Regions from separate parts of the Homo sapiens genome. Here region 1 is linked to region 2. A link is a loop called in an ENCODE intact Hi-C map of the cell type or tissue named here. Cell type or tissue: CD4-positive, alpha-beta T cell. All regions are shown on one strand. Each heading gives the region's core, and the rest is flanking DNA. Links, peaks and the distances in the headings are about the cores only.

Region 1 (16,179 bases), core at 5,122-13,121, 340 kb after region 2:
TAATGTCCTCATTGAAAATTACTCTCTTTTCTCTATCCCCGTTCTTCAGCTCTCAAATTACTACTTGAAATTTAGGTTATCATCCCAGAGAGCCTGGGTAGACTTGTAGAGCCTGGGCAACCCTCATCATGAAACTCACCTTGATTACCAGGGCACCTGTGAGCACTTTTTGTCAGAATGACCAAGGATTAAGTGGCAATGAAATGCTGATTTTTTTCATAGTTTGTTAGGTGATATTAGAGAGTCAACAGAGGGTTGATGGGGGAGGGAAGGAGGTGTGTAATCATTTCATAGATTTTATGAAGTGGAAAAAAAATAAAGACACTTCTTTATCTGTTTTGAATGTGTTACAGTGGCTTTAGCTAAAATTAACGTATATACAGATAATATGTGTATAAATATATATTTTAGATATTAACATATTGACCATAGTTCTAAAGATTTTTATAGACAGTTTCAAACTTTTTTGAATATAAGTAAGAAACATAGAAAACATTTTACATAGAAAACCTGTACATACATAGGTATGTATATATTTTATATATAACAGAAACAAGTTTTACAACAGTGTTTTATTCTGATACATTCTTTTATTTTTTTTAAATTCAGTTCACTGTCCTCTAAATCAATTTTATTGCCAACTTATGGGTGATGACCTATAGTTTTAAAAACTGTTCTAGATCAACTTGAAATACTTGTTTATAGATACACAGTGTGTCAGTATTTTATATACTGAAGAATTGTAGAATTTTAGAGTTAGAAATGACTCTAATCACAAGTCATAGAAAAAGCAGAGCATTTTAAAAAGAGATTAGATTTCATCAAGACTGTCCTTTTAGAGATAAGGATTAGGATCAGAGATTAGCAACTTATGCAGAATTGTACAAATATACTCTTGAACATAATTTAAAAGTGTGTATGAGATCCAGTTCTTTCTAAACCTTTCTCGGTGAAGTCTTTTAACTGGGGTAACAATGTCAGAACCATCATGTCAGTTACACTGTTTTCAGAATTAGGATTCAAGTCAGTTCCCTGATATCCTAGGCTCTGCTACTGATACCATAGCAGATGGGCAGTGCTGCTTGGTATTGGCACTGACTGGCCCTAAAATGCTGCTGTTTTTCTTTGGCAAGCATGAAGAAAATTCAGAATATGGATATTAGGGATCACAGAGCTATTTTAAGTTGACAAGACCTATAATTAAACCATAAATTATAATTGTGGTAATTATTGAAGAGTAGGTAGGTAGGTGGTTTTATCTTGATTTTTATAGAAAGAGAAAATGAAGTAAGAGGAGTCTAAGTGATAGCTCATTCTACAAGTTACCTTAGAGTATTTGTGAGTTATTTTTAAAGAGAGTCTATTGCATTGGGGCAAAGGGTGCTGATCTTGCAGAAAGAAGAACCAAAGCTGGTGACTTTCTTTTACAAGCAGAGCTGGATTCATTATGTAGTTGGCTGATTGGTGAAACTGATTTATTTTGAGTTCTTCATCTATTAGAAATGACATAAATTAAACCACTTCTTTAGCACAGGTTCTGACATGTAATTAATACCTAGTAAATGATTCTCTTAATATAGCCATGCTTTTATTTGTAGTTTGATATCTTTTACTACTAGTAAGTGTTCTTTCTGTGTCTGCATGTCTAAGGTCTCTAAACAATGACAACAGTGAAATTAATGCTTCCACTTTGGTATTAAATAATGTCATTTCTAGCAGCAGGGTGTAGTGAGTTACCACCTACCTCCCTCACCAAAACCCATAAAAATAAAAAACTACAATAAACCCTGAGAACCAAAATGAACGAAAATCTATTCGCTTCATTCATTGTGAGTTTTTAAGAAAGTGAAGTCCAAACCCTAGTTCTAATACTTGGGCAAGTTACTTAATTCTGTGAGATTTAGTTTCCTTATGTACATATCTACCTTATACAGTTATTTTGAGTATTTAAAGCTTTCAAATGAGTTTACATAGTAGGTTTCCAATAAATGGTAATTGCTATTATTACTATTATCATTATCATTACACGTGAATAATCCGGAACAGCTCTGTACTTTTATGGTAGATAGTCATGTATTTGTGAGGTTGTAAATAGAGCAATCTTTCCTTTTCTCTTTGAATTAATCACCCCTGGTCATCTTCATCATCATCATCATCACACCTCCTGTTTATTTTGACCTGGGTATCAGATACTGTGCTAAGAACTTTAGAGTCAGTATGTTATTTGATTCTTATTAAAACTCAATAATGTAGATATTTGCTCATTTTACAGAAGAGGAAACTAAATTTAGTTAACTGACTTGCGCAAAGGCACATAGGAAGTGGCACTTTAAAACTTTCCAACTCAGGCTGGGCATGGTGACTCACACCTGTAATCCCAGCACTTTGGGTGGGCAAGGCAGGCAGATCACTTGAGGTCAGGAGTTCGAGACGAGCCTTGCCAACATAGTGAAACACGATGTCTGCTAAAAAAAAAAAAAAAATACAAAAACTAGCTGGGCGTGGTGGTGCATGCCTGTAATCCCAGCTACTTGGGAGGCTGAGGCAGGAGAGTTGCTTTAACCCGGGAGGCAGAGGTTGCAGTGGGCTGAGATAGTGCCACTGTACTCTAGCCTGGGCAACAGAGACTCTGTCTCAAAAAAATAAATAAATAAATAAAATTTCCACCCATATCTAGTTGACTCAAAAACCACCACTACAGTAGAAACTTCCATTCCCTGATAGAGGGAAGTAATTGTTAAAGATTTTTAAATTTATAAAACAGCGTCAAAATCTTATGTTCAAATGAAATCTGAAACTAGATGCCCGTTATGATAAGTAAATAAAAATTGAGCCTTTCTGATTGAAACAGGAATGCAGGTCTGATAATTTTACATACTTGAGCCTGTTATTCATCCCACATGAAACTCTTAAAGCTCCATGGAACACAGTGAAGGCCACTTATTAAATTAGAGCATGCATGATTAACTATGAGCAGCTCAGAGTTTTGATGTAATAGAAATAAACCTTTGTTTGTAGATGTAATTTAACAAGAAACATAAAAGGTAATATGTCAAATGCTACTTTATAAAGTGTGATTCATATAAGCTTAACATTTGAAGCCTAGAAAACAGCATAGAAGGAAGCCTGCAGATTATAGCACGAGGTGCTGATTTTATAAACAGGACCTGCCATCTTTTCTTTTTGGCATGGCCAGATAATAGATTGAGTAGTTATTAACCTCTGTGTGTGGAATTCATTATTATGTAATAGATCTAAAGTTCTCAAATGCATTATACTGGGCATTATTTTATGTATGCCATGACTTTTTAAGCTATGCAATAAAAATAACACTAATTGAGCCCCTCTATAATAAATATATACATTATCTAGTGTAACTCTGTATAATCTTTTGTGGATAGGTTTTATTGTTATCATTTTCATTTTCTAGATGAGAAAAGTAAGGCTTTCTTATCAGTTTATGGTAGGATTTCTAATAGAAACTTGTGAATCCTTTTAATAGTTCCATTCTTCCAGGAATATACTTTCTTTTCTTATAATCCTTCCAGCATCCTTGAAAGTTTTAGATATCCCAGTTGTTTTCCAAGTTATATTGGTTAAGCAACTGAAGCTAAATAGTAAAATTCTGATGTAGTTCAATAAAACTGGTGGACCTTGAATAAAGACTTATGAAAATGTGCTTGGTACCATTCACTCACTCTTAGCAAATTCACATTATATATGATTAACAATTGTCTTGTGATTTGTTTAAATTCACAAGGTTTGCTCTCATACACAGTGCCAAGAAATCAATCTTGTAACAGCAGTATGTTGTACTTCTAGGTGGTTATCTTATGCAAATTCATCAAGTAGAATTTTCAAGTGTCGGTACTTCTTTCTCTGAGTTATTTTGATTAACCTCAGTACTCCTCCCTGAATTTTGGAAAGGGGCTGTAGTAATGGTACTTGAAGGATATCCCCCTCTGGGCTAAACAGCACAAAGAAGGAAGCACCACACTGGGGTTGCTTTGGGATGGTATGAGAAGGTAAAACAACGATGAAACTCGGATTCTCAGTCCAGTGAGGTTTTCTAGCCTCTGAGGGAGAAAATGGCCTTTATTTAACTAATGTTGATGGTCACTGTTACTGTATATAAGAGGAGAAAATATCTATTAATTTTATAAAAATGATATATATGGTGTGTGTGTATATATACACACACACACACACACACACACGTTTGTTTTTTGAGACAGAGTCTGTCTCTGTCGCCCAGGCTGGAGTGCAGTGGCGTGATCACGGATCACTGCAGCCTTGATCTTCTAGGTTCAAGTGATCCTCCCACCTCAGTCTCCTGAGTAGCAGGGACTACATGTGTACACCACCACACCCAGCTAATTAAATTGTGTGTGTGTGTGTGTGTGTGTGTGTGTGTGTGTGTGTGTGTGTGGAGACGGGATCTTACTATGTTGCCCAGCTTGATCTTGAACTTCTGGGTTCAAGCATTTCTCCTGCCACGGCCTCCTGAAGTGTGATGATTCCAGGTGTGAGCCACTGTGCCTGGCATCTACTTATTTTTTTAAATTAAATGTTACAGAAAGCTATATAAAAAATAAAAAATCACCTGAACTACTACCACCCAAAGATTAGTGAACTTCTTTTCAAACATCTCTTTTCCTATATACATATGTACGTATACATTTTATAGTAAATGAAATTGTGATCTACATGTAGTCTTGTAACTTGCTGTTATTTTACTCAGTGGTATATTGTACTCATCTTTCCATGGCTCTCATTTTGCCTTTCCATGTTAGCCACAAAAGTAAAATTTTCTGTGGGTTTTTTTTTTTTTTGGTAGAGATAGGATCTCACTTTCTTGCCCAGGCTGGTCTTGAACTCCTGGGCTCAAGCAATCCTTCTGTCTTGGCCTCCCAAAGTGCTGAGATTATAGACATGAGTCACTACACCCGGCCTTCCCATGTTCTGAGCAAGGCCCAGGGATTACAGTAACCTTTGGTAGATTAGTCCTTTCATACAGTTGAAATCAGAGATATCTCACAGAGTGTCTGACATCTCATATTGACTTCTTGGGATAGTGCGTAGCTCAGTAATGTCTTGCTTCACTCAATTATAAGCCCAGTAGCTTTATTTATTACTTTATTATAATACTATTTCTCATTGTTTAAATATTAAGTAATATAAAAAGTTTAAGGAAGAAAATTTAAATCACTAAGAACCCACCACCTAGAGAGAACTGCTAATATTTTGGTCTACTTCTTTCCAATATTTCTATCTTAACTGTTGGATCAGTCTGTCAATTATAACGATAGGAGGCCTTAACTGAATAGTGATTTATTAGGGTTGCTAGTCTGTTGCTTATTATTATTCTTGTTATGTTGTTTGCCAGTTTATGGGAGATGTAGATTACAGACTCCCATTGGCTGAAGCCTGCGGTCTCTTTTCATCATCTTCATTTTGTAAACAGTACATCTTTTGCTGGGTTGATTACATACAGCTGTGTTAATGCTATAGTGCATTTAAAGCAAAAATCCTATGAGAACATATTTTTCGCCAGAGGGGATAAATGTATTTGTTAATAAGTTTATGAAGTAAGCAGTTAGTTTTCACAAGGAAAAAAGTCTGTTAGGTAAGTAATTGGGCCTGTAAATTGCTTTCTATATAATTGCCTTCATCAGAGTTTGAGCATTGTTCCCTTTTGCTATGTAGGAACCCAAGCCAGACCGTCTCCTTGTATTGAAAGTACTATGGAATGATTTCCTGATGTGCTACTCCTCTCGCCCTCTTCTCTGCTGGTCTGTGTGGTGGGCCCTCTCTACCTGTGGCTATTTTCAAGTTGTGAACTACACACAGGGCCTGTGGGAGAAAGTGATGCCTTCTCGCTATGCTGCTATCTATAATGGTGGCGTGGAGGCCGTTTCAACCTTACTGGGTAAGCAATGCAGGATAATAGAGGGTCGTGGTGGGGGAGGGATTCCTCTGGTAGTTAAGCCAGCCATAATCAGATTTATTCACCCCTCCCAAATTTGAAATAGCCTCAAAAAATGATTATTTTGAGCTAGATTTTACAATTTAGGAGGACAACTTAGAAGTACTCAAGTGGAGCAGGACTATGACTAACAAACTGGAATTTTTTTATAAGCTTTGAGTAAACCTAATATAATAATTTTCAAGATTGTTTATCCAAGTTTCCATTATCTCTGTATTTACTGGGTAGTTTTGTCACTTGATGTGAAATTTTGAATGGCAATATATAATAGTTTATAACAATAGTATCTAATATTTGTTGAATGTTAATATGTGCTAGGTACTGTTCTATGGACATTATATACATTAACTCAATCCTCACAAAATTCCTGAGATAGGTAGAATTTATCCCCATTTTGCAATGGAAACTTGGGACTGGTAGGTTAATAACTTGCTCAAGGTCATATGGATGGTAAGTAGTAAAGTCAAGACTTGAACTCAGGCAGGATGGCTTCAGAGCCTGTGTATTTGACCATCTTACTCTATTGTTCATTTCTAATTTGTTGACCTACCTCCTGAGGTTGTTGGATGGTGTTATATGATTTCTGTAAACACTTATTATCTGTCTTGGCCCTCAGAAAACACTTCATAGATTTTAGCTATCCTTATCATCATCACTGTTTTACCAAAAGGCAGAGAAGCCCTTTTGCCATGTTCTAGACTGCTCCTTGGTTTGAAGGAGAGATGACTCATCCTGCCATGATGCCAAATTAGAAGCTATGGTTCTTTTTGACTCTTGCCTCTGCTTCAGCTGCAGCATTTTTTTTCCTTAGCAATGTCCCTGTGTCTTTGTCCTGCATTTTCATCTCATTGCCACCTCTCCTAATTCAGTCTGTCATCTCAGTGGCTCCATTTTATTGATTCCATCAAGTTCAGAAATTTCTGTGTGAGTTTCAAGGCCCTCCATAATCTTGAGCTATTCTGTTTATAAGTTTGCAGATTTTAAAATTTAATAATCTAAGCTGAGTTTTTAATTTATTGCAACAGCATTTGTGTAGCAAAATAATTGGATTTTTTTTGTTTGTTCTGTAGGTGCTGTTGCTGTGTTTGCAGTTGGTTATATAAAAATATCCTGGTCAACTTGGGGAGAAATGACATTATCTCTCTTTTCTCTCCTGATTGCTGCTGCAGTGTATATCATGGACACTGTGGGTAACATTTGGGTGTGCTATGCATCCTATGTTGTCTTCAGAATCATCTACATGTTACTCATCACGATAGCAACGTATGTATTTTGGCTCATAGAAGCCTTAGGAAAAATTGTAACAGGATAAATTTTTTGGTTTCTTTACAAACCAAAATATTCAAGTTTCTAGTTAAATGAGGCAAATGGGAGGAAGCATTGTATTATATGTGCATTATCAGTTTTTCTCCTGAGGAAGCATTTAGGCAAGTTTTGTTTATTCCCATGTTTGTATGTTCCTACTGTTTTCAGATGTTTGCATGAGATTTATATCATTTAGTTGCAGAATGTTTTCATTTGGTTGGAAAGGCAATTGACAGTAGAAAGAAGGACTCTTCATGTTTAAAGATAAATGTTTACTTTTATTTAGAATAAATATTATAAGTACTCCAGAAGTAATTCTTATTTATTCACTCTTTTATTTTTTTTTAAGTTTTCAAATTGCTGCAAACCTCAGCATGGAACGCTATGCCCTAGTATTTGGTGTAAATACCTTCATTGCCCTGGCACTGCAGACGCTGCTCACTCTAATTGTGGTAGATGCCAGTGGCCTTGGATTAGAAATTACCACTCAGGTAAGATCTCTCCTTTGGCATCGAAGGTAGTATGTGTGACTTGATCAGGGTGACAGAAGTATATGTATGCTTAATGAAAACAAATCCAAACAATAGGGAACAGATGTAAAGTAAAAGCATACCCTCCTTCCTTCATTCAACATCTTCTCCCCTATCCTTAGTTCTTTTCTCCTGGGAGGGTGTTGGGATTGTCAGGTCTTAGAACATTCCCGAGTGTAACTCATCAGCCCAATGGGGCTGTTTCAGCTGAGAGGTAATATTGATTCCTTACAGACCAAGACCTTCTGCTTCCTCATCCATTATTTCCCTCTATACTTAAATCTATGCTTGGAATACTGTATCCCATGTTTGAGATTCCCTGCTTCATCTCACAACTCTTTAAGTCTCCTCCCTTCTTTATTTAAAACACCCCTCACCCAAATACCACGGTAATGCCTTGCTGCTGATGAACAACATTATGATTTGTAACTTATGACTATTGAGAAACTTGCACCAACACCCAACAACAATGTGAATACTTTTTACGTTCAGGAATTGTATAGTTGTATATGCCTTCATGCATTGTGAGTTTTAAGTATATCTTGTTTTGTACTTTGGTAAAATGGGCAACTGAATGAATCAAGAAGTATTTACTCCCACCCCCATCCCAACCCAAATGATTTCTTCCCAACATATTAGCCGTAATTAACTTTGTTTTTACTGAAGCGATCTAAGAGAGAAATAGTAATAATAGACAATGTGCATTGAGTGCCTCTACGTGTCAAGTGCTTTATATAGGATTTGTAGGGTTGCTGTATTAGACATGAAGAAGATGAGTCTGAGAGATGTTAAGTGACTTGTCCATACCATCACTAGTAGTGTTCCAGAGCTTAGAGTTAAACCAACATCTAACCCCAAAACTTATTTCAGGATGGAAAGTAGGAGAGAAACTTAAGTGCTTGCCATCCTCCCTGTATAAGGGAGAGTTCCCAGGACTATTACAGTTGAGGGAAACATGGCTGTCATTGGAAGTGGAAATTTGTCAGCAGATTCTTATAGAAATGGTGGATTTAAACACGTGGAATAATAGGATTTTATGGGTGGTGCTGAAACCCTAACTGCCATGATTGATTAATGGCTTCCTGCAGAAGTGTAGCCAACATTGAAAGAAACTGGCTCAGTGATTTAAGGCCATACTCTCATTGTACTTTTGAACCAGTTTGTAAGTATTTAGTATGTTATTTTAAGAAGATGATGATGATGATGATGTTAATAAACCATATAGTCACATTAAAATTTCGCTTAGGGCATCATCCGCCGCAAACTAACACAGGAACAGAAAACCAAACACTGCATGTTCTCACTCATAAGTCGGTGTTGGACAATGAGAACACATGGACACAGGGAGGGGAACAACACACATTGGGGCCTGTTGGGGGGTGGGAGGCAAGGGAAGGGAGAGCATTAGGACAAATACCTAATGTATGCAGGGCTTAAAACCTAGATGATGGGTTGATAGGTGCAGCAAACCACCATGGCACACGTATACCTATATAACAAATCTGCACATTCTGCACATGTACCCCAGAACTTAAAAAAAAAAAATTGTCTTAGGGAAGAATTCTTACATTAAGTAATCCTGTAATGGAATATAGTTGACCTGCCGCTGCCCTCTTCTGGGGAAAAATAGAGAAGTTCTTGATCTTCAGAATTTGGCCTATTTGTACCCACCTATCAGCTTGAAGGCAGAGACCAGGACTGAATTATAACAATAACAGCAACAACAATAAAAGTAATACTAACAGCATTAGCATTGTGCTAATAAGCATTTATGATCTCACTGATGGGTACCAACATCGCTGTAAAGTGAGAACTACTATGAATTCCATTTTGTAAGTGAAGAAGGGCTCAGAGATGAAGTATCTCAATCAAGTTCACGCAGCTTGTAAGGGATGAAGTCAGGATTCACACTCAGGCAGTCAGGCTTTATTTAGTACCACCGTGCTGTGATGCTGCTTTGTGTCTTCAGGGTCTGGCACGTGGTGTAAGTATGCAATATTTTTTGAGGCTTTATGGACAAATTCTGAATATACTTTATTATAGAGTAATCCTCTTGTCATTGATAATTCAATAAACTGCTTTTCCCCCTTCTAGTTTTTGATCTATGCCAGTTATTTTGCACTCATCGCTGTGGTTTTCCTGGCCAGTGGTGCAGTCAGTGTTATGAAGAAATGTAGAAAGCTGGAAGATCCACAATCAAGTTCTCAAGTAACCACTTCATAATATACTGCTGAAGGGCTTCTTCTTATAGCAAGAACTCTGCACAGCAACTGCCTGGATGTGTTTGATTTTTTAAAGCGTAGACATATATTTATGAATGTGCATTTCTTGACTTCACAGCAGCCACTTGACTAATACCTTGTGTTCCGGGAATAACATGATACTATTCAGAGGAGCCAGAAGTAAAGTTTATTTCATGGATTATTTATGAGAGCTAATTTAAGGATGACTTTTTTTCTGATTCAAAAGTGAACTTGATTTTAAAAACCAGTCAAGAGCAATCAAAGCAGCACATGGTGTTGTATACTTCATTAGCAAGTGAGTTTGGTGTTTTATAGGTCACATATGTCTGTATCTACTTAGCCAGATGCTTGGCCTGGTGGGACCAGGGCTCCACAGAGGCCACAAAATGTTGCAAGTCATGATGGATGGAAATATGTTCTAACAGCATCTGCCTCTATTCAATTTAATTCTTATTTCTGTGTTACTCATGTACATTGGTCTTTCTACATAGTTATTCTATCACTGGCAATATTTGTTCTGGTTTAGTGTTCTGTATTTTAAGGTGTACGTATCATTTCTAATTTTAAGTTATTTTAAAAAAATTCATCATATGAATGTTCTTGGTTCCCATTGTGACGATTATTTATTTCTGTAAAATTTGTTTAGAAGTACGTTTTTGCATTATTCATATGCTTCCCAGAGAAGCTCATTTAGTTAGAAAATAAGGCAAGTTTTGAAGCCTGCTAAATGAAGAGACTTAAGAAAGCTTAAGGTACGCTTGCTTGTCTTTAAATCTTCAATATGAAGGACTATTAATTCCAAGATTAAAAGTTCATATATAGGCTAAAGATGTAACTAGGCCATTTGTATTTGTATTCCCTTTTATTTCCAAAATAAAATGAAAAATCTTTTTTTAATAATTTCATCCCTATTTATAGTTTTTATATTAATTTGTTTTTCTTATCCAAGTAAAGATGTCAATAGGAATTGCATTAGTCCAAGGCCTTTTTCATAAACTGAGCCTCTTTTCAATTATTTCAATGGGACAGGAACTAGGATAGATGTGATTCCTGCATTTTTTTACCTTAAATCTGCCTTTGTTTCTAAAGGTAGATCATCTTGAATATTTGCTTAAAATTGCTAGTGATTTCATTACCAAGTTACTTGAAAAAATGTTCTATATGCATTTAATTCTGAAATCAGTCTACCAAGGGGCTGCTAGTATATGTCAGACATGAAAACTATTTTAAAGCTGACTTTGTTGCCTTATCTTGAAAAGAATCTAGATAGGTGCTTTTAACTGGGGTATTAACTTTTTTAGAATGACACAGCTGAACAGTGTTAATAATAGTGTGTCAAGATTGCAAAGTCGACATACTCATTTGGTTTAAGCAGGAATCCTAGAAGCAAATGGATGGGGATAAGAATAGGTCATTTTCTATTCACCATCCTTTACTATTAAGGGAAAGGAAAAGAACACTAGCTAAGGAAGGGAAAGGGAAGTGATATCATAAAAGTAGCAACCTTCATTTTACATTCTGTCTGTTTTTCTTTTTTTGCTTTGTTTTGTTTGTGCTAATTTGGGAATTGTGTACTCCGAAACAAGTAGAAAAGTGCTGTTTGAGGGATTTTATTAAATCTTTTTTTAATGGAATGTGGTACAAATTGTTCATGTTACCAAAGCAATATTTCCCTGGAATTTAATTCAAAGTTTGTGGCATACAACCTGAGCCTTTTCTTATATAAGACAAGAATATGTTCACATCTTGGTATGTGGCCATATTTATAGAATGCTGAACTCAATGTGCAAGTTGTACTGTATGCAGTTTTGTAAATAAGTGAAAATAATTTGTTGTACTTTTTATTCAATTCTGTATAGATTATAAAATTATTTTTATTAAATAAATATTTTACAGTATATTTTCTCTTTTTAATCAAAATTGTTTTAAATTTATCTTCTATTTCAGTAGGAGCTTTAGATTATATCTTTAAATATTTTAATAATTTATCCTAGGACAAATTTCATATTAAGTCTTCCCCTGGTCTAACTTGCCTAGTTAACCTTTTGTTATCTTTTTAATTATTCCATTGCTTTGTGATTTTTACCTTTGACTCTTCCCCCTTATTTCAGATGTTTTCCCCCTTTTTTTTGGCACCCCGTTGCACTGTTTTTTTTTTTTTTTTTGGTTTTCATGTTGGCACTGCTCTTATCTCTTTTTAAAGCATTCTTCCTTAAAAAAAAAAAAAGACACTCTCTTTGATGTTAACTGAATTTTTACAATAAAGGAAATTAAAGCAAGAGCAGAAAATACCACCTTGTTCTGAAACTTCATAGCCTCTTTGTTCCACCTCAAATTATTCTGATACCCAGGGAGGAATCTTCTTGCCATGAGTTGAGAATCATTTGTCCATTATATCCCAGAAACCTAATCAGTATTTTCTTACAGTATCCAAATGAGTACCATTTTTTAATATACCATTTCAAAATCTACTTAAGGCATTGATTTCGCTGCTTATCACCAAAGTCCTGGAAATTTTTCATGCAAAAATAAATTTTTTTTTTTTGAGACAGTCTTGCACTGTTGCCCAGGCTGCAGTGCAGTGGCAATCTCGGCTCACTGCAAACTCTGCCTCCTGGGTTCACGCCATTCTCCTGCCTCAGCTTCCCGAGTAGCTGGGACTACAGGCACCTGCCACCACGCCCGGCTAATGTTTTGTATTTTTAGTAGAGATGGGGTTTCACGGTGTTAGCCAGGATGGTCTCGATCTCCTGACCTCGTGATCCGCCCGCCTCGGCCTCCCAAAGTGCTGGGATTACAGGCATGAGCCACTGCGCCCGGCCAAAAATTTTTTTAAATATAGTTTTATAGCCCTATAGTTTCATTGCCTGTGTCTTATTACCTTTCAGATTGGAAGCCTTCAGACCAGGGACCATGTCTTATTTTTGTTTTTTGTTGCAAAACAGATTCTGGTGTCATGTGAACATTTAATTATATAAATGGTATGTGATGGACTCAGCCACCTGCCAATACAATAGTTAAATGCTCATCTTTTTAAATTTTTATTTTAAAGAGTCAGTGTTCCTAGGCTGGAGTACAGTGGCACAACCACAGCTCACTGCAGCCTTGAACTCCTGGGCTCAAGCAGTCTTCCTGCCTCAGCCTCCTAAGTAGCTGGAAATCACAGGCGGGTACCAACACACCCAGTGAATTGTTATTTTGTAGAGATGGGGTCTCACTATGTTGTCCAGGCTGGTCTTGAACTCCTGACCTCAAGCGATCCTCCTACCTTTGTCTCCCAAATTATTGGGATTACAGGCATGAGCCACCTTGCCCAGCCTTATTCTTACTGTATTTTTAAATGCAGCCTACAAAATTGGAGTTGTCATTTTTAAAAAGCACATCAGACTGCGGTGGCTCACGGAATCTCAGCACTTTGGGAGGCCAAGGCGGGTGGGTCACCTGAGGGCGGGAGATCGAGATCAGCCTGGCCAACAAGGCAAAACCCCGTCTCTAGAAAAAATACAAAAATTAGCCCAGCTATTTGGGAGGCTGAATCGCTTGAACCTGGGAGGCGGAGGTTGCAGTGTGCTGATATCATACCACTGCACTCCTGCGTGGGATAGAGAGACTGTCTCAGAAAAAAAAAAGCACATCAGTGTAAAATATTAAGATTAAAATGCCTGTTGATCTCTAGTCCACTGGATGCCTTATTCAAGGTACTGTTGTGCTTAAATGATAGAAATGGTATGATATCTATTTGTTTTACCTATTATGTCATATTCCCCATAATTAATACCTTATATTTAACATACTTTAGGAAGGGCATTTATTAACATCATCTCCTTTGATTCTTGAAAAGGACCTTGTAGAAATACTAGTTCCTCTACTTTTTTCAGTAAGTAATACTACAGAAGGGGGTTCAAAATGTTAGGTTTGCCACTCAAAGCTGTGATACGTTAGCAGAGTCACTCTATTGAGCCTCAGTTTTCTCATCTGTAAATGGTATGATACCTCACAGAATTGTGAAGAAATGAGCAAACATAAGTGAAAGCACCTGTCACATTGCAAGTACTGAGCAGGGATTTAAGAAATGAGTTTCCTTCCCCTTGCTCTCCATTTACAACTAATTTGTAGCTACCAATTTCAACATTGCACTCTCAAAAGAAACTTTGAATGTTTCAATCGAAATGAAAATGATCAGAAGCTTTCTAAATCCTCCCCTTATTTTTAGTTCATATTTTGGAAAGCACCTGTGAGGATACAGAGATGAAAAAGTCGTGGTTCTTTCCCTCAAGGACCCTAAGATGTATAATTGGAAAAGATAAGTAGAAAGGATAACAGAGGTACACAACTGCAATACAAGATAGGTATCATAACAAAAGGCTTCGGTCTGGAAGAGAGAATGAGGACACTGGGAAAATCAGGAGTGGCTTCCTGAAGATGGCATTTAAGTTGACCATGCAGGATGGGTAGGATTTTAACAGAAATGTGGAAAGGGGAACTGTGTAGTGGAGAAAGGGCCACAAGTGAAGATATGAATGCCAGAAAGTGCAGGAGATGGGTACAGTCAACAAGGAATATGTGTAGAAGAGTAGGATGAGATAGAGTTGGGAAGACAGCGTGAGTCATTTTGTAATGATTATTAACTGGAGATGGGGATGGGGAGTAATGACTAAGCTTATTTTTAAGAAATTTAATCTGGCAAAGATGGATATGATGAATTGTATGGGAAGATACTACCTAAAATTGCTAGCTGGATTGCCATTGCAATTGGCTGGGTGTAGTAGGTAAGGAAGCCCTTTTATGACTTAAGGCAGTGGAAAAAACGAAAACAGGACTGATCTGAGGTTGCTAAATTAACATTCTACAATGTGTGTTTACGTTTCAAAAAGTAGCTTAGAAAGTTTAAATAACCTGCCAAGATTACACATCTATGAAGCGGATAAACCAGGATTCTGATTCCCACCCTACCCGGCAAATTAATGGTCACTTTGGCCCCAGTTCCACTGTCAAGTTTGTAAGATATTAACCGCAGTGGGGAAGGGTTGGGGGAGTAGGCCTTGCTCAGAAAGCAGAGCTCAGAAAACAATGCCAGGCAGGGCAAGAGCAGCCGTCAGATGGGTGTGCTGAGTATGTCCCACGATGGGTGGGTAAGTGGCAACGGAGTGAGGTGTCTTGGGGTCCAATTTGTGCGCGTGGAGTGAGACAGAAAACCTGGAGCCCGATCTCCCGGCCAGCGACTCCCTCCTTCTGGGTGTGCGGCTGAAGACTGGAAGCAGGTTGCCTTGCCTGCTGCAAGCCCGCCGTACCTACCCCTTCTCCGCGTGCGCCCCTCCCTGTGCCTGCGCATTACCGGCTAGCCGGCGGCGGGCGCTGCAGCCCCTACGTGATTCTGCGGCTCACTCCCCTCGGATGGTCTTTCCACCCGAGTTTTTCCCGGGAAGAGGCTCTCAAGACTAGCCAGTGCAGGAGGAGGAGTCGAACTCTGGATAGCCTGTTTATAAAGCCCTAACTGTGCCGATGTTGACCGTTTTCTGAAACTCCTCCTCCAAAACCCACGCCAAACCACAAGATGAAGGAAATTCACACATCAGGTATTGGGAAGGGCGTTGGCTGCGGTCTGTGACGTTTTAAACGTCTTCAGTAAACGGTACTGACCGCTACAAATCACCCACTGAAATAGTTTATTATCGAATTGTCTTCCTTTAAAATAAGTAAATAAAAGGGGGTAACAACCCTTTCCAAAGGAAAATCTTACCCTCCAGAAAAGTCTTTCAGAGGAATCACAGGCCCAAGTGCTGTCCCAAATGCTGAAATGTTAACAAAAACTATTTAATATTTAAATATTTAAAACCTCTAAGTTTGCTCATCTGTTTGATATAGTTCTATCTGCTCCTGCTTCCCCTCCGCCTCCTCCTTTTTTTTTTTTTTTTTTTTTTTTCCTAATTTCAAACTGCGTAACTTGACCATTATTCCCCACAGGATGCCAAAAACCATGGAAGACTTCTGATGTTCTGGGAGGGTTGACAAAGATGGACCTTAAATTCTAGGTCAGTACTAATCTCTAGGATCGAGCACTTGGAGAAAACAGCTACCTGGAAATTCTTGCTTGTGTCTTATGCTTGACTAAGTA
Region 2 (16,179 bases), core at 3,954-11,953:
GTTATTTTACCAAGGCTTTGGCTGGAATAGTGTGCTTTCCTTTAAGGAATCAAACTTGACTTATAAAGCCAATAAAGGCCCTTGGGAAAACTTGCCTCATACCTTGTTTATGCAGTCCCTGTACAGGGTTCCTTACCTGTGGTAAATAAAGAATGTCACTTTCTGACAGGCCCAGGAGCCCCAAGTTATCTTGGGACCTCAAGAGGAAAGGAATTTACCCAATTCATATTTTAAAAAGTCTTATCTGAGTTTCCTTATGAAACAGAGTTCCATCAAAGCCAATTTTAAAAAGCCCATGTGAAAAATAATTATTCTTGCTGTACTTTATACAGATAATCAGACCAAGTATAAAAAAGCAAATCAGTCTTATCATGATTTGCCTTTAGTAAAAATGGGAGACTGGAGAGAGAAAAAAATTATGTTTCAAAAACTATGGTACACTTGTTATTAGGTGTTTTTGAGTGTTTTTCTCATCAGTTGTTCTTGAGGGTTTTTTCTGCAATTTAGACTAACCCTGCTTATTCCTGTGAACCAACCAGTGATCTCTGGCTGCTGCTCAGAAGAAACAAGAGAGATGGTAATGTGAAAATCTGGATCAGTATTCTAATTCTGGGCCCATACTGGAATCAGCTTGGTTTCCAACAGTTGCCCAGTTCATGGAAAGCCTTCTTATTTAGTTTACTTGGGATAATTTTACTTATTTTGCTTTACTGTTGTAGAATATACTGCTGTTGTTCTCTGTGTAGGAATACAAGATAATTCTGTGTAGGAATATGAATTACTGAATGTTTTATTAAATCGAACACTTACTAATCTTCCAGATATCATCTTTTTTTGGAATTGAGAGTTATGAATGGCCCTCATCATACTGACACTTTCTGACTGATCTCCTCTCTACCCCAAATATAAGAGACCCCAATAGTTAGGCAGGAATATCATCATCCCTATTCAGCCCGAAGAAGTTATAGAAGATGTCTATTTGTCCCTCTACAACCCTTAGGATTAAGGGTTCCCTTATAAAAGGGAGGAGGGAAATATGTCAGAGGTGTTTTAACCAGAGGACTCCATCTTGAAAAGGGGCTGAGTAAAATGAGGACAAGACCTACAGGACTGCATTTCCAGGTTAGGCATCCTAAGTCACAGGATGAGATAGGAGGTCAGCACAAGACAGGTCACAAAGACCTTGCTGATAAAACAGCATGCAGTAGAGAAGCTGGCCAAAACCCACCAAATCTAAGATGGTGACAAAAGTGACTTCTGGTTGTCCTCACTGCTCACTATACACTAATTATAATGCATTAGCATGATAAAAGATACTCCCATCAGTTCCATCACAGTTTACAAATACCCTGGCAACAACCAGAAGTTACCCTATATGATCTACAAAGGGGAGAAACCCTTAGTTCTGGGAATTGCCCACCCCTTTCCCAGAAAGGGAATAATCTACCCCTTGTTTAGCATATAAATCAGGAAATGGCCATAAAAGTGGCCAACCAGGAGACTTAGGGGTTGCTCCACCTATGGAGTAACCATTCTTTATTCTTTTCTTTTTTTTTTTTTTGAGACAGAGTCTTGCTCTGTCACCCAGGCTGGAGTGCAGTGGCGCGATCTCGGCTCACTGCAACCTCCACCTCCTGGGTTCAAGAGATTCTCCTGCCTCAGCCTCCGGAGTAGCTGGGATTACAGGCACCCACCACTGTGCCCAGCTAATTTTTGTATTTTTAGTAGAGATGGGGTTTTACCACGTTGGCCAGGCTGGTCTCCAACTCCTGACCTCATGATCTACCCACCTCTGCCTCCCAAAGTGCTGGGATTACAGGCGTGAGCCACCGCGCCTGGCCTTATTCCTTTACTTTCTTAATAAACTTGCTTTCGCTTTACAAAAAAAAAAACAAAACTTTTTTTATATAGTGAAAACTGAAATGTACCAAGTGTGCATCATGTGGAGAACACCTAAATACAGTTGACCTTTGAACAACATGGGGTCTAGGGGTGCCAACCCCCATGTGGTCTAAAATCCGAGGATAACTTTTGAGTCTCCCAAAACTTAACTACTAATAGCCTACCACTGACTATAAGCCTTACTAATAAAAAGAGCTGATTAACATATTTTGTATATGTATTAACACTGTCTATTTACAAGAAGAATCATCTATCTGAAATGGCAGGTAATTGCAGTTGCAGACCTCAATTTACAATATGTATCAAGGAATTCTCGGGAGCACTTCCAGGATCACTAGTGGCACTTCTTATGGGTTTCCATATTGCATTAAAGATGATGAAAAAATATGGAGGCACCTCAAGCAATAACTTTTTACTGAGAAAAGCAATTTACTTACTGGAGAGACAAACTGCTCACGTGGGGATGGTTAGTATCACATGGCCTTGCAACACTTTTCACAGTAACAGCAACAGGAAGTGGCTATGAAATTATTGTATACTGAATATATAGAAAATAATGGCAAAAACTGCAATTACTTTGGCACAACCTAATAGTACTACAATATGTACCACAGTTAATTTTATGCAGTTATGATTTAATACTGCATATTTACCTTTGTTTACATTTCTCTCAACTGCATGGTACCATGTATGGTCTCTGTGTGCTAAGTTTTGATAAATTTTAACCTTTGATAATAGATTTGTATTATTTTATGGTAATAAATGACAATTTAAAAAAGTCTGCATAAGTTGACCTGTGCAGTTCAGACCTGCATTGTTCAAGGGTCAACTATAAATTTATAGTATAATCACATAAGAATCAGGTACATATATCTTCATGGACACAGAAAGCCCTAAGGATAAACTGTTAAGTAAAAAATCAAATTGTAAACAACTTGTATAATGTAAAATTAATTACAAAAATTGAGTCATTCTTGTCATACCCAACTAAAACAGAGTCAACAGGCCTAGGGGAAAAGCACTCAGGGCACAAAACATTTCTCCCAAAATGTAATTCTCTGTAGGCCTGGCTGCTGAAACTGCCTGCTGTAACCGGAAACCAGTTTTATCTAAGGGCTACTGAAAGAAACTAGTGCAACTCTAAGACCAGTGTTACCCACTGCCATCACTCACCAATCAGAGCTTGACAGCTCCCCAAATCTAGTGCCAATGGACTTTCTTGAAGAGCTATATGTAATATGTCTCCTTTTTTATAAGACCGCTAACCTTCTCCTTTTTCTGTGGACATACCGAACAATTGGTCTGCATGAATGCTCCAAAGTGCAATTACTTCCTCCCAAATAAAACGTTCTGTTTTCAGAGATTTGTCTATTGACTCTAATGATAACACAATCCTATCATTATTTTTAAATGTGTTAAACCACCCCCAAAATAAATCAAAACCTTTCCTGTGATTCTTTCTAGTAGACGAAAATAGGATTTAACCTTCCATGTTAGATACTTGTGTAATATGTGTGAGTTTTCTGATTACGTATTACATTTGTAAATTGATAAAACAGTGGGTAGTGCCAATAATATGCAGGGAGGGCTATAGATTCATCTGCCTGGATTTAAGTCCTGGTCCTACTACAACTACTATATGATCTGGGGAAAGTTATTAAACCTTTCTGTGGCCCAGTTTTCTCATCTATAATGAGGCTAATACAGGATTATTGTGAGATTTAAACAGTGTCTGACGTTTAAGCAACTTAGCTCAATAAATATTGGTTGTTCCACCACCCAAGTTTATAATACACACTATAATCCAAACAGCTTTAAATAGTGCCATAAAATTAAGTCAAATAAATTACTGTCTTTAATTTGTGAATTATTTCATATGAAAATAACATATCTTAACTTATATGTTGATTGGCTATGTTTCTTTTCCAATATAGCAAAATCTTCATTAAACCAAATCAAAACAGAGTTGGATGGTTCGCTAATGGAATATGATCCCTCATTTTGACCCTTATTAAAAATATTTGAAAATAGTCCATTTTCCTCAGCAGAAATAGGGTAGATGAAAATTCACCTTTCTTTGATCATTTTTTTTTTTTTTGAGATGGAGTCTCACTCTGTTGCCCAGGCTGGAGTGCAGTGGCATGACCTCGGCTTACTTCAACCTCCACCTCCTGGGTTCAAGTGATCCTCCTGCCTCAGCCTCCCAAGTAGCTGGCATTACAGGTGCGCACCATCACTCCTGGCTAATTTTTGTATTTTTAGTAGAGACGGGGTTTCACCATGTTGGCCAGCCTGGTCTCGAACTCCTAGCTCAAGCAATCTGCCCACCTCGGCCTCCCAAAGTGCTGGGATTACAGCCATGGGTCACCACACTCAGCCTTTTCGATTATTTTGAAGATGAACTCTCTAATACAGTGCTATGCAAATTTAAAAGCACAAAGTTTATTCTACACTGACCTTATAATCAGCATAGACGTCATCATATCACCATAAGAAACCTTTCCTGACTTCATCACTGGGTACCTATCTTGTACTCCCATGAGCCAGCCAATACCCAGTCCTCCAAAGATCATACCATTCTATAATAATTACCTACTTACTTGTGTCTCAGGCTAGACTCTAAGTTGTTGAGGGCACCTACAACATTTCCTGGCACAGAATAAGTACTCTGGAAATACTTGTTAAATGACTGAATGAGTGGTGACACACAACTTATTTGTTTGCTTACTTTAAATTTTCTCTCTCATTCAAGAGGAAATTACACAAGATTTGTTCGAAGCCTCTAGCTTTACTTCATTACTAAATAGCATACTACTAATTAAACCTAGAGTTTTATTTTTACATTTTCAAAAAGCAGGTAAATAACACAAATAACTTAACAGTCCCATCTTTGATTTACTCAACTGTTTAAAACAAAGTTTGCATCTTAATGCCAACAAAGAAGGTGTGGGTAATATAAGCAAGGAAGACCATTTTTCAATGCTTTAAAATATGAGCACCATTCTTTCTTTCTTTCTTTGTTTCTATCTATCTAGACAGGCTCTCACTCTGTTGTCCAAGCTCTATCTATCTATCTATCTATCTAATCTATCTATCTATTATCTATTTAGATAATCTATTATCTATTTAGATAGATAATCTGTCTATTATCTATTTAGATAATCTGTCTATTATCTATTTAGATAATCTGTCTATTATCTATTTAGATAATCTGTCTATTATCTATTTAGATAATCTGTCTATTATCTATTTAGATAATCTGTCTATTATCTATTTAGATTATCTATCTATCTATCTATCTAGACAAGCTCTCACTCTGTTGTCCAAGCTGGAGTACAGTGGCCTGATCATGGCTCACTGCAGCCTCAATCTCCTGGGCTCAATGCATCCTCCCACCCCAGTCTCCCAAGTAACTAGAACTACAGGTATGTGCCATGAGGCCTGGAGAATTTTTTTATTTTTTGTAGAGATGGGGGTCTCCCTGTGTTGCTCAGTCTGGTCTCAAACTCCTGGGCTCAAGCAATCCTTCTGCCTTGGCCTCTCAAAAGTGCTGAGATTACAGGCACATTCTTTCTTTAATAAAACAATTAAAATACTAATAAAATTTAAATATAGCAGGCAATAAAATCTAAGTGTAGGCAACAGATACAATAGTATATGTTTATTTTCTGAATAATACAAATTTCTAAAAGCATTATATAAACATAAGTAGGAATTAGAGTGGAAATTAAATTAGTTCTAAGGGCCACACAAATAAATTTCCCTGTTTATAGAAAAACTAAATAATTGGGGGCAGGCCGGGCGCGGTGGCTCACGCCTGTAATCCCAGCACTTTGGGAGGCCGAGGCGGGTGGATCATGAGGTCAGGAGATCGAGACCATCCTGGCTAACAAGGTGAAACCCCGTCTCTACTAAAAATACAAAAAAATTAGCCGGGCGCGGTGGCAGGCGCCTGTAGTCCCAGCTACTCGGGAGGCTGAGGCAGGGGAATGGCGTGAACCCGGGAAGCGGAGCTTGCAGTGAGCCGAGATTGCGCCACTGCAGTCCGCAGTCCGGCCTGGGCGACAGAGCGAGACTCCGTCTCAAAAAAAAAAAAAAAAAAAAAAAAAAAAAAAAAAAATTGGGGGCTAAAGAACTATATGTTAAAACTATACATTAAAAACTCTAATAGAATATTCTCTTTTTGAAACCAATTTCAAGACTTAATTGAGAATAAATATCGATTTTAGGGGTTGTTATGGGTTGAACTGTGTCCCTCCCAAAAAGCTTTAAGTTCTAACTCCCAATACTTCAGAATGTGGCCTTATTTGGAAATAGGGTTATTGAAGACATAATTAGTTAAGATGAGGTCATATTAAAGTAAGGTATGCCCTTAATCACTATCACTGGTGTTCTTATAAAAAGATGATGTGAAGACACAGAAAGCCAAAGTAAGCTAAGGATTGCCAGTGACACCGAGAAGCTAAGAGAAAGATATGAAATATATTCTCCCCTAAAGCCTTCCAGAGAACATGGCCCTATTGACACACTGTGAACTTCTGCCTCTAGAAATGTGAGAGAATAAAATTCTATTGTTTTAAGCCACCTAGTTTGTGGTAACTTGTTACGGCAACCCCAGGAAATTAATACAAGGAATGATACATCACATGCTTCTATAAATAGTGTAATATTAATTAAATCTACTGGTTTTATTTTGACTTTTTTCCAAGTGAGATGATATGGCTTGAAGATTGGTGTCCTCCCAGACACCTAACACCCAATGTGATACTATTAAGAGGTGGGGCCTTTGGGGAAGTGATTAAGTCATGAGGGCTCTGCCCTCATGAATGACATAAGTGCCCTTATAAAAGAGGTTGAAGGGAGCTGTCTTGCCCCTTGCACTAAGTGAGGATGCAGCAACAAGGGGCCATTTTTGAAGCAGACGGCACACCCTCGTTAGACACCAAATCTACTGGTGCCTTGATATTGGGCTTCCCAGCTTCCAGAACTGTGAGAGATAAATTTCTAATATTTATAATCCCTTACCCAGTTTAAGGGATTTTGTTATAGCAGCCTAAATGGACTAAAACACAAAGTGAAAACTGCCAGGAAAACTTCAATACTTTACTTTGATTGGTAAATAAATATTAATAGTGAACAGCAGAGGGCGTCGCTGATCAGAATTTGGAGTTAAGATTGAAGAAATTATACAGTCCACCTCAAAGCTCCATTTCAGGCAATGGACAGTAAGCAGAACTGGTCACATTTATCAGTCCCAAATTTGAAAAAATGAGAATTTTCTTGGACAGTTAAGAGAATTTAAATTTTCTGATTTCCATCTATAAGCAGTTTATATAAACTGAAGATATACTTTATGTACAGCCACCCTGGCTAAGCAGCCCCCATACTCTCTCTTGCCACTATAGACTATACTGTTGTTTAGACTTTCTTCATCTTACTCTTGGTCCAAGTATCTCTGTTTAATTTTCCTCTCCAAGTACTAGCTGCAAACTCTGTGGTGTCAAGAGAAGCAAGAAGGAAACTGAAAAAGGAGGAGGTTGGTGTTGAGAATATGAATCTATAGGATAAAGGTAAAGAAGAAAACAACCTTCCTGCCATTGATATAGGATACCCAAACAAACTTCTCCTTTTAGCAAGGTAAGAGGAATCAGAAAGGATGCACGAATGAAGTGAGGACAAAAAAGGAAAGGGAAAAAGGAAGAAGGGATACAAGGGGAGGGGCAGGTGAGATAAAGAAGAGAAGCAAGAAGAAAAAAGTTAGCCCCTTCCTAACACTACTCCTCATTTCCTTCTTACTACCTTCAGAACTTCTTTTTAAAGTTCCACCCTCCCCTAGGGTCTGTCCTTCCAGATCAGCCCTGCCCTAGGAGTTGCTACCAGTTTTAGGACTTGGATGAACCCCTACACTTTCACCCCCATAGCTGACTGGCAGGGAAGAGCGCAGGTACAAAGGAATTCCCTGTATCAGCTTGCAGATGTACAATAGAAGGGGCTATGTCATTGCTATTCAAGGAAGAAATATTCAATTCATGGTCCCATTAAAATTATTACATATAGGCTGGGCGCGGTGGCTCACACCTGTAATCCCAGCACTTTGGGAGGCCAAGGCGGGTGGACCACCTGAGGTCAGGAGTTCGAGACCAGCCTGGCCAACATGGCGAAACCCCGTCTCTACTAAAAAAATTAGCCAGGCGTGGTGGCAGGCGCCTATAATCCCAGCTACTCAGGAGGCTAAGGCAGAACGATCCCTTGAACCCGTGAGGCAGAGGCTGCAGTGAGCCAAGGTCATACCACTGCACTCCAGCTTGGGTGACAGAGTGAGACGCCATCTCAAAAAAAAAAAAAACAAATGACATATAACTGTTAGGTCCTGAGTACTATTAATCTTATAATTTAGGACTACTATAGTTAAATAAAATTGAGGGCTAGTCTGAAAGCAAAAGGTACTATGTATAACAGTGTTACAGGAAAATGAGTTATAATTCCCAATAATCGTACTACAAATTTTTAGAATATAATGTTTCATAAATGGGATACCAATTCAACACTCTAACTTTTCAAAATAAAAACAAATGTATGACTATATCAAATTTAAAAGACTGATACATACATATACATGCACAAACATACTTGTATCCCTAAAGGTCGCAATGCGTTGGTGAAGAAAAAATGCAAGATTGATTGCAGCTATATCAGATCTTATACAAATATGAACAAAAGAATTTTTGTTCTCATGCAGAAAAGAATGAAAGGATTCTGAGAAGAATGCTGTGACCAACCAGTTACCAAGCAAAGAGGGAGCCAGGCAGACCCCAGAGGCAATGACAGCAGTTAGGAATCTAATACAATGCTCTGGGTGAAAAGTAATTATGGGATATAAATAATCCCACAGATCAAAAAAAAACACCCAAATGAAATAAATTAAAATCCTCTTAAATAGACTGACCCAGACATTCAAATGAGATTTACTAACTGCCAAAGAAAATAAGAGTTGCTGTTTAAAATGCTATTAGCCCAAATTTTACCTGTGCATCTGACTGTGTCATCTGCTCAGCTAACTGTAAACAAGAATGGAAGGAGAAAAGAATGTCTTCACACAAGCTAGTAATTATATCTTTGTGTTTCAACTGGCTTTTTATTATGGACTGGTGCTTAAGGCTCTGCCTAAATGAATAAAAAGAAAAGAATACAATCACCACAAGTAACACATCAAGTAACTTAGGACCTCTAACAATATCTACCTTGTAGAACATTTAAAAAAACAATCAAAAAGCATCATATATCACATAATATAACTAAGATGTGCCCAGTTTACCTCTGAAGCAGTTATATTTGTTTAAATAAGTTGCTAATTTTTTCTCTGTGTAAAATATTAATTGAATTCTTACTATGTATGAGGCATTCTACCAGGCCCTGGAGACAAAGGGGTCAAACAAATGGACACAATCTCCGCCTTACCTGCATGAAACTTGTGGTCTAGCATGAGAGAGAATGTTAAATAATTTTAAGAATAATTAATTAGGGCTGTGATTTGTCAAATGACAGAGTCTAAGGTGCTACAATAGAGAGACCTAATCTAACTTATTCTTAGGGTAAGGATATCAATCTAACTTAATCTTAGGGTAAGGATATCAAAGAATGTTATCATGAAGATATAACTCTTAAGCTGAGAACTGAAAGACAGTAAGCAGGAGTTAGCAAGGTACACAAAATAGGAGAGAGAAGCATCCTAGGCAGATGGAAAAACCACGAAAAGACTCTGGGACAGGAGAGTTTGGTATGTTTGAGGAACTAAGAGTAGGGAGAGCAGCATGAGACAGGCTGGTGAAGGAGGCAGCATCCACAGAGGATTAGGTTGTTATTCTTAATCAAATGGGATAGACTTCAAGCAATAGAGTAACATGATCTGATTTACTTTTTAAAAGATCATTCTGCTGGGCAGAAAATGAACTGGAAGAGGGTAAGAGTGGAAGATAATCAGTGATGATGATAGTGATGTGGCTAATTCCTTGAGTATTAACTATGTGTCATGCACATTTCTAAGCATTTCACAGTGATGAACTCAATTCTCACTATAACCCTGTCAAGAAGTTGCTATTATTATTTCCATTTTCAGATGAGCAAACTAACGTTCAGAGAAATTAACCAAATAGCCCAAGGGCTCAGAAGGAGTAAATGATTTCAAGAATGGATTTAAGCACATGTGATACAGCTCCCAGGCAACACTCTTAACCACTGAATGGCAACTTAATGTCCTGGTAGTACAAGAAAAGTACCTAAGACCTGAAAATACACTGACCTTTAATGTTTTATGTATGTGTATAAAGTAGATATTCTTAACCATTTTTACATCTCAACCACATCTCCTCTCACCCCTAAGAATCTGATGAATGCTACAGGCACTATCCCTGGTGACCCTTTAAAATGCTTCAGTTTCAGAAAGTTAAAATTACTGTACAAATGGAATTAAGTGTGAACAACTTAAAAGTACCTAATGAAAAGATTATATTCAGTTTTAATTATAGTTATCAATTTATCTAATCCTAGAAATAGGATACTTGATAGCTGGTTAAACAACAGTAGCAGAAGAAAAGTGGTTAAGTTCTAGTCTGGCCCATGGCCCATTATTTCTGAAGTACTAGCTAACTAGGAAGAACATTTTTTTTAATTTTAGAGGCCACAGGGTAAAGAAGTCCAATTTGGCTTGAGAGCTACATGTAGAATATCTGGATTATCAGACAGCAGTGTCAGTGAACATTAAATTCACACAAAATGTTTTAAATGCAATCTAAAGAATCATGAATAATTAAGATTGGGGAATATGGAAAACATTTTCTAAAAAGTAAAAAATAACAAACAAACTTACTTAATTATAAACTTCCAAGTATTGGCATGAAATGCATGGTCCATACTGGAAATAACAGAGCAGATATCCAATAAAGAATGAATAACTGCAAAGAAAGATAACAGAACTTTTAAGACATCCAAATGTCATGGGGGTGAGTTTCTCCTATAATTAAAACTATCTACTGAACAATTTCAACATTTGATTGAATTAAAATACGTAACACAACTTGGAAACAGTTGTGTCAAAAGAATTATTTAAACTATTTAAGTGTCACACTTGTTAATGGTTTTTATAAATATTGAATATTAACTTCTGAAGTTTATACCTACCAGATGACCTAAATAAAACTAAAGATGTTCAGTGGAATAAAAGTTGTACCCTATTATAACTGAAATATTCTACAGATATAATTCTAATCCAAAATGACAAAACAAATTGCTAAGGAAAGAAAATCTAAAAAGGAAGAATTCAAATTAATATCCATGGTATTCATGCAAGGCTTTTACTCAGTCTGTGGTAGATTATTTATAAAAATGGCCACAATGACTGCCCTTTGTGAATCCACACTTTTCTACAATGACTCTGGGCTAAACGCTATGACCTGCTGTGGCCCGGGGGACAATAATAAAATTAAGGCAAGCAGAAACTTGAAAAGTGCTAGCACACAGCGACCTGCTCACACTTTTGCTACTCTTAGAAACCCTGAAACCACTGGCATCAGGTATCTGAGATAGGGTGAACCTGCTGGATGATGCACATGGCTTTCTCAAGTACTTCTGCCTCTGCCAACAGCCAGATGTGAATGAAGTCACTGAAGTCACATGGGTGAGCTAGTGCCCCAGGTGGATCAGAGAAAGTTGTCTCAGGACATCCCACCCTAAACTGCAGACTCACAGAATCATGAATAAATAAATAGTGAATAAATAGATTTTGAGGTGGTGTGTTGCAGAGCAACAGGTGCCTGATACACTGCACAAAACCAACTTACTCTCTTTATACCAAAGTTTTGAATGCAAACTTTGCCTTTATATTGTTTTTCAAACTCTTGTTCATAATCCATTAATGAGTGATAAAATCAATGAAGTGTGTTACGACCAGCAATTCTTTAAAAATAAACTAGTATTGGCTGGGCACGGTGGCTCATGCCTGTAATCCCAGCACTTTGGGAGGCTGAGGCAGGTGGATTACCTGAGGTCAGGAGTTCAAGACCAGCCTGGCCAACACGGTGAAACCCTGTCTCTACTAAAAATACAAAAATTAGCCAGGTGTGGTGGCGGACGCCTATAATCCCAGCTACTCATGAGGCTGAGGCAGGAGAATCGCTTGAGTCCGGGAGGCGAGGTTGCAGTGAGCCGAGATTGTGCCACTGCACTCCAGCCTGGGCTACACAGTGAGACTCTGTCTCAAAAAAATAAAATAAAATAAAAATAAACTAGTATAAAGTGCATCACATGTAAAATGAGTTATTTCATTATAATATGTATATGAGAATAGACATATTTACATACACATATGCACGTATTTATATGTATTCTGGAAGGAAATATAAACTGCATCTCAATATCAGTTATGGTTAAAAAAATGTGAAAGTTATTGTCTCTGAATATGGACAACCTCAGAGATTATAAAGTTATATAAGTTAATCATTGTGGAGAAATTACAGTAACTAAATACGCAAATCTAGGTTAAGGTACCCAAAATAAATTTTACAAATTCCAAATTTCAAGATTAAAAATTTATTTGGTAAGATTTAAATCAATTTTAATGCATAATTAGTAAGAAAATAACATGAATCATTAGAGACAATTTTAATTGATACATGATTTATAGTCACCATATACTAAGCAGAAAGTTTTCTTCACTCACCTATTACCATATTCAAAATATCATCATTGTCATCTACTAAAGGGTCCATGCAAACCATGTCCAGCAGTTCCATTAACTGCTTTTGAAGAGAATAGGCCTCCTTGAAAAGAGCCTGGAGAAGGTCTGAAACTAGGTGTAAACACCCAGAATACACAGATTCACTATTCTGATTACGGATAAATAAAAATGAGAGAAAAAACAAATCAAAGCTCAAGAGCCAAATTTACTTTAATTCATACTATTAGAGATCATAAATTTACTGAATCACATATTCATTCATTGTTTAGTGAACATCCATTAAATATAGTGTGCTTCAAGAGATGCAAGCATGTATAAAATATTATTTCTGACTTCCATGATCTTGCAAATACAGAACTAAAAAAGGGTAACATTAGGCCAGGTGCGTGACATTTTTAGCATCCTATCAGCAAAGAGAGGTATTAATTAACTAGTGATTTTCATTCGCCCAACAAATAGCAATATTAAAACTGTCTGTGACCCATAAATTCTAGGCAAGCTTTTGTGCCTCAAGGCTACCTCTGGCATGTAGAGATGGACTAAATAAGGATTAACTTTCCTTTATAAAAGGAAGTTCTGACATCTAATCATAATGGTAATTGAATATTGGTCAATGCAACATGACATAACTATTTCAGGATCCCTGTGTCTGTCTCAACACAAATTCTTAAAACTTCTTTCTTTATAGAGGGGAAATAAGATAAAACTAAAAAACCCCAAAAAGCCACTTTTAATGACTTCCTTAAAACCACTTTTTTTGCAACAATTATTTACTTACATGTTCTTTATTCTATGGAAAAGTTTATTTCAATAATATAGACTAAAATGTAAAATCTTATACAAACATTATTTTACTCAGCCCCTATGCACATTGATTATATACCATTCAAAGTATAATTAGACCTTTACTCACCTTACAATGCACAAATGTGCTTTTAATTATATGAAGGACTGAGGAGGGGAGACTCTGAATATTTTCCAAAATGATGGATTCCTGTGTGGCACAGATATGCTGAACACATCCTGTGAGAGCTCCTAAGAGCTGCACCATTGTCTGTGAATAAGGAAGGAAATTTCACTTAGAATATATTTTTTGTGCACTGAAAAGGTATTAGTCAGCATGCTGGGTGCTACAAATACAGCAATGAACAAAACACAGTCTCTTCCTCTTTTCACAGAACTTTAGTCTATCAGAACTACAAATACTGGAACAACTGTCTAGCCATTTAGAATACTAACACAAACTTCAAAACACATGGCAGGTGTTCCACACATATCCTTGAAAATACAGGTAGGGTCAGCTAGCTTGATGACTTCTCTTCTTATAAGAGTTTATTATTCAGAATTCATGTTTCTATATTCACGTCTTTAATTCTATAAATTTAATTCCAACATTAGGCCATTACATAAGAATACATAGCTAATCAGTATCAGTATAAAAATTTTGACATTCTTTAAGCTCCCTCTCTCTCCTGCTTTCTAATACATTTGACTTACTTGTAAAATATTCCTTAGAGTGGTCTGGATTTCCAAATTTTGGCTTGACAGTCCTCTGGCTTGACTGGTTAATTCATACATCATGTCATCGAATAATTTCACAGTCTGTAAAAACAAATCAAGTAATAAACAGGAATAAGAGAAATCACTAGAAAAGACAAGACAAAACTTTACAGAGAAAACACAATACGATAATTTGATTTTGCACTAGTAACATCCACAGGCTATCATCTAGCTTAACAATTGTACCTAATTAAGCACAAAATACAGAGAAAAGGTATTTTTACAACATAATCCCCCCAAAAGCCCCAAACAGAAATTTATTTTCCATTTCTATGGTTTGAATCTATTTAATAGCATCAATTTTTTTAAAAAATCACTCAAAGTTCATGTTTTAGAGATGCAAAAAATAAAAGTATTACTTTCGCACAATAAATTTGACTGTCTTGAAGAATCCACATTCATACAGTCATTTACAAGGGTATTTTCTGGAAGGAATTTGCACTGAATCGCCTATTCACTACTCACTTATTTTCTAACCAGTTTCCTTTTGACCCAATTCAAGCTAACCTTCCTGAATTAAGGGTATAGTAAATGACCTTACAAACAAGCTTTTTGTCTGTGAAAAGTTAGCCACCCTAGATCTTAATACTTGGATCTTTCTAACAATTTAAATGACCTAAACATTATAAGAATAGCAACACAGTCAACAATACAATGTAGCTAAAGAAAATACTGTTTCCCATAGGCCTGTTAACACTCAACATCCATTTTCATCTATGTAACAGTTGAATCTTTTTCTGGTGGTCAAGAACAAATTCTAAGAAATATTTCAGATAGAGAATCATCAAGTGACTATGAGTACAAGAAATTTGAAAGATTACGATTCAAAGCTAAAGTTAGAAACCCATTTCAATAAGAGATTAATTACAAATAATGTTTCATTTTGGCACCAAAGTATCTTTAGTTCCCTCCATTTAAAACAAAAAAGGTATGCTTGTGCTTTTCAGAGAAAACATATACCATATATATCTAAAATGTAATAATGTATTCTGTGAATTTAATGTTTTCTCTTAGTTACTTGATTTTGCCAATATTCCAGCTTTTCTTTTTTTTTTTTTTTTTTTTGAATTAAGGGTTTCACTCTGTCACCCAGGCTGGAGTACAGTGGCTTTAAAATACAAGAGCATTTAAAATTGACTACAAATAATTTAAATTCAGTTAGTAAAGGAACCACACAATCTGAAAATATAAGTTCTTTTTTTTTTTTTTTTTTTTTTGAGACGGAGCATCGCTCTTATTGCCCAGGCTGGAGTGCAATGGCACGATCTTGACTCAATGCAACCTCCGCCTCCCAGGCTCAAGCAATTCTCCTGTCTCAGTCTCCCAAGTAGCTGGGATTACAGGCACCTGCCACCATGTCCAGCTAATTTTTTGTACTTTTAGTAGAGACGAGGTTTCATCATGTTGACCATGGGTGGTCTCGAACTCCTGACCTCAGATGATCTGCCCACCTCAGCCTCTCAGAGAGCTGGGATTACAGGCATGAGCCACCGTGCCCAGCCTGTAACAGTTTTTAACTGCCTAATGATCACACTAACACCATTATAGTCTCACATGAGATCTACTTACTCCTTATTTTTATTTTGAATATATTTGATATATTAGAAAAAGAGAGCCATAATTAATAATAAATCATCTAAGACTGAGGCTAGATTCCTTATAACATGTATTTTCAGGTAATAGTATTATACCTTTGGTAACACTTGTGAAAAGAAAGTCTGTTCCAATGTCAGGTGGTTCATATGAGGTAAAAACATTTCTACAATAATTTTCAAAATTTCTGTAAAGCAAATAACAAATTTTATAAAAATATTGTCATGTCAGTCAACAAAGGCCACTGCCCTTTATTAAATGCAAGAATACTACCAATCTAAAGCTTGATACACTTTCAAAATACCACATTCTATACAGAGAAACTATTAAGTAGTAGCCAAAAAAAAAAAAAAAGAGAGAAAGGAAACGACCTACATATCCAACAATTGTGG

Evidence for each region. Hi-C counts contacts between places; a loop is a spot of excess contacts. Peaks named below come from ENCODE experiments on the same cell type or tissue, not always from the same donor. Only the 100,000 strongest peaks of a DNase experiment are listed, where the experiment ranks them.
Region 1: a loop joins it to region 2, with 12 times the contacts of the local background. A loop is called at or near these places in 12 of 110 quality-filtered maps.

The regions. Positions count from the first base shown.
Region 1 is chr1:169,459,714-169,475,892 of GRCh38, reverse strand. It overlaps SLC19A2 (solute carrier family 19 member 2), which reads left to right. Exons shown (of 6, transcript NM_006996.3): 3 at 5,707-5,929; 4 at 7,057-7,249; 5 at 7,641-7,782; 6 at 9,916-11,984. The coding sequence ends at 10,044. It also overlaps a transcript of CCDC181 not described here. Among named protein-coding and RNA genes, the nearest start is that of SLC19A2, 18 kb to the left of the region's middle. In CD4-positive, alpha-beta T cell, for the core only: a CTCF peak has its summit at 9,433 (motif pointing left); a DNase peak (open chromatin) is centred at 9,442.
Region 2 is chr1:169,800,678-169,816,856 of GRCh38, reverse strand. It overlaps FIRRM (FIGNL1 interacting regulator of recombination and mitosis), which reads right to left. Exons shown (of 25, transcript NM_001320047.2): 4 at 15,886-15,974; 5 at 14,132-14,236; 6 at 13,548-13,688; 7 at 12,617-12,782; 8 at 10,769-10,853; 9 at 8,928-9,066. The coding sequence starts at 15,951. Among named protein-coding and RNA genes, the nearest start is that of FIRRM, 14 kb to the right of the region's middle. In CD4-positive, alpha-beta T cell, for the core only: CTCF peaks have their summits at 6,779 and 6,989; a DNase peak (open chromatin) is centred at 7,046.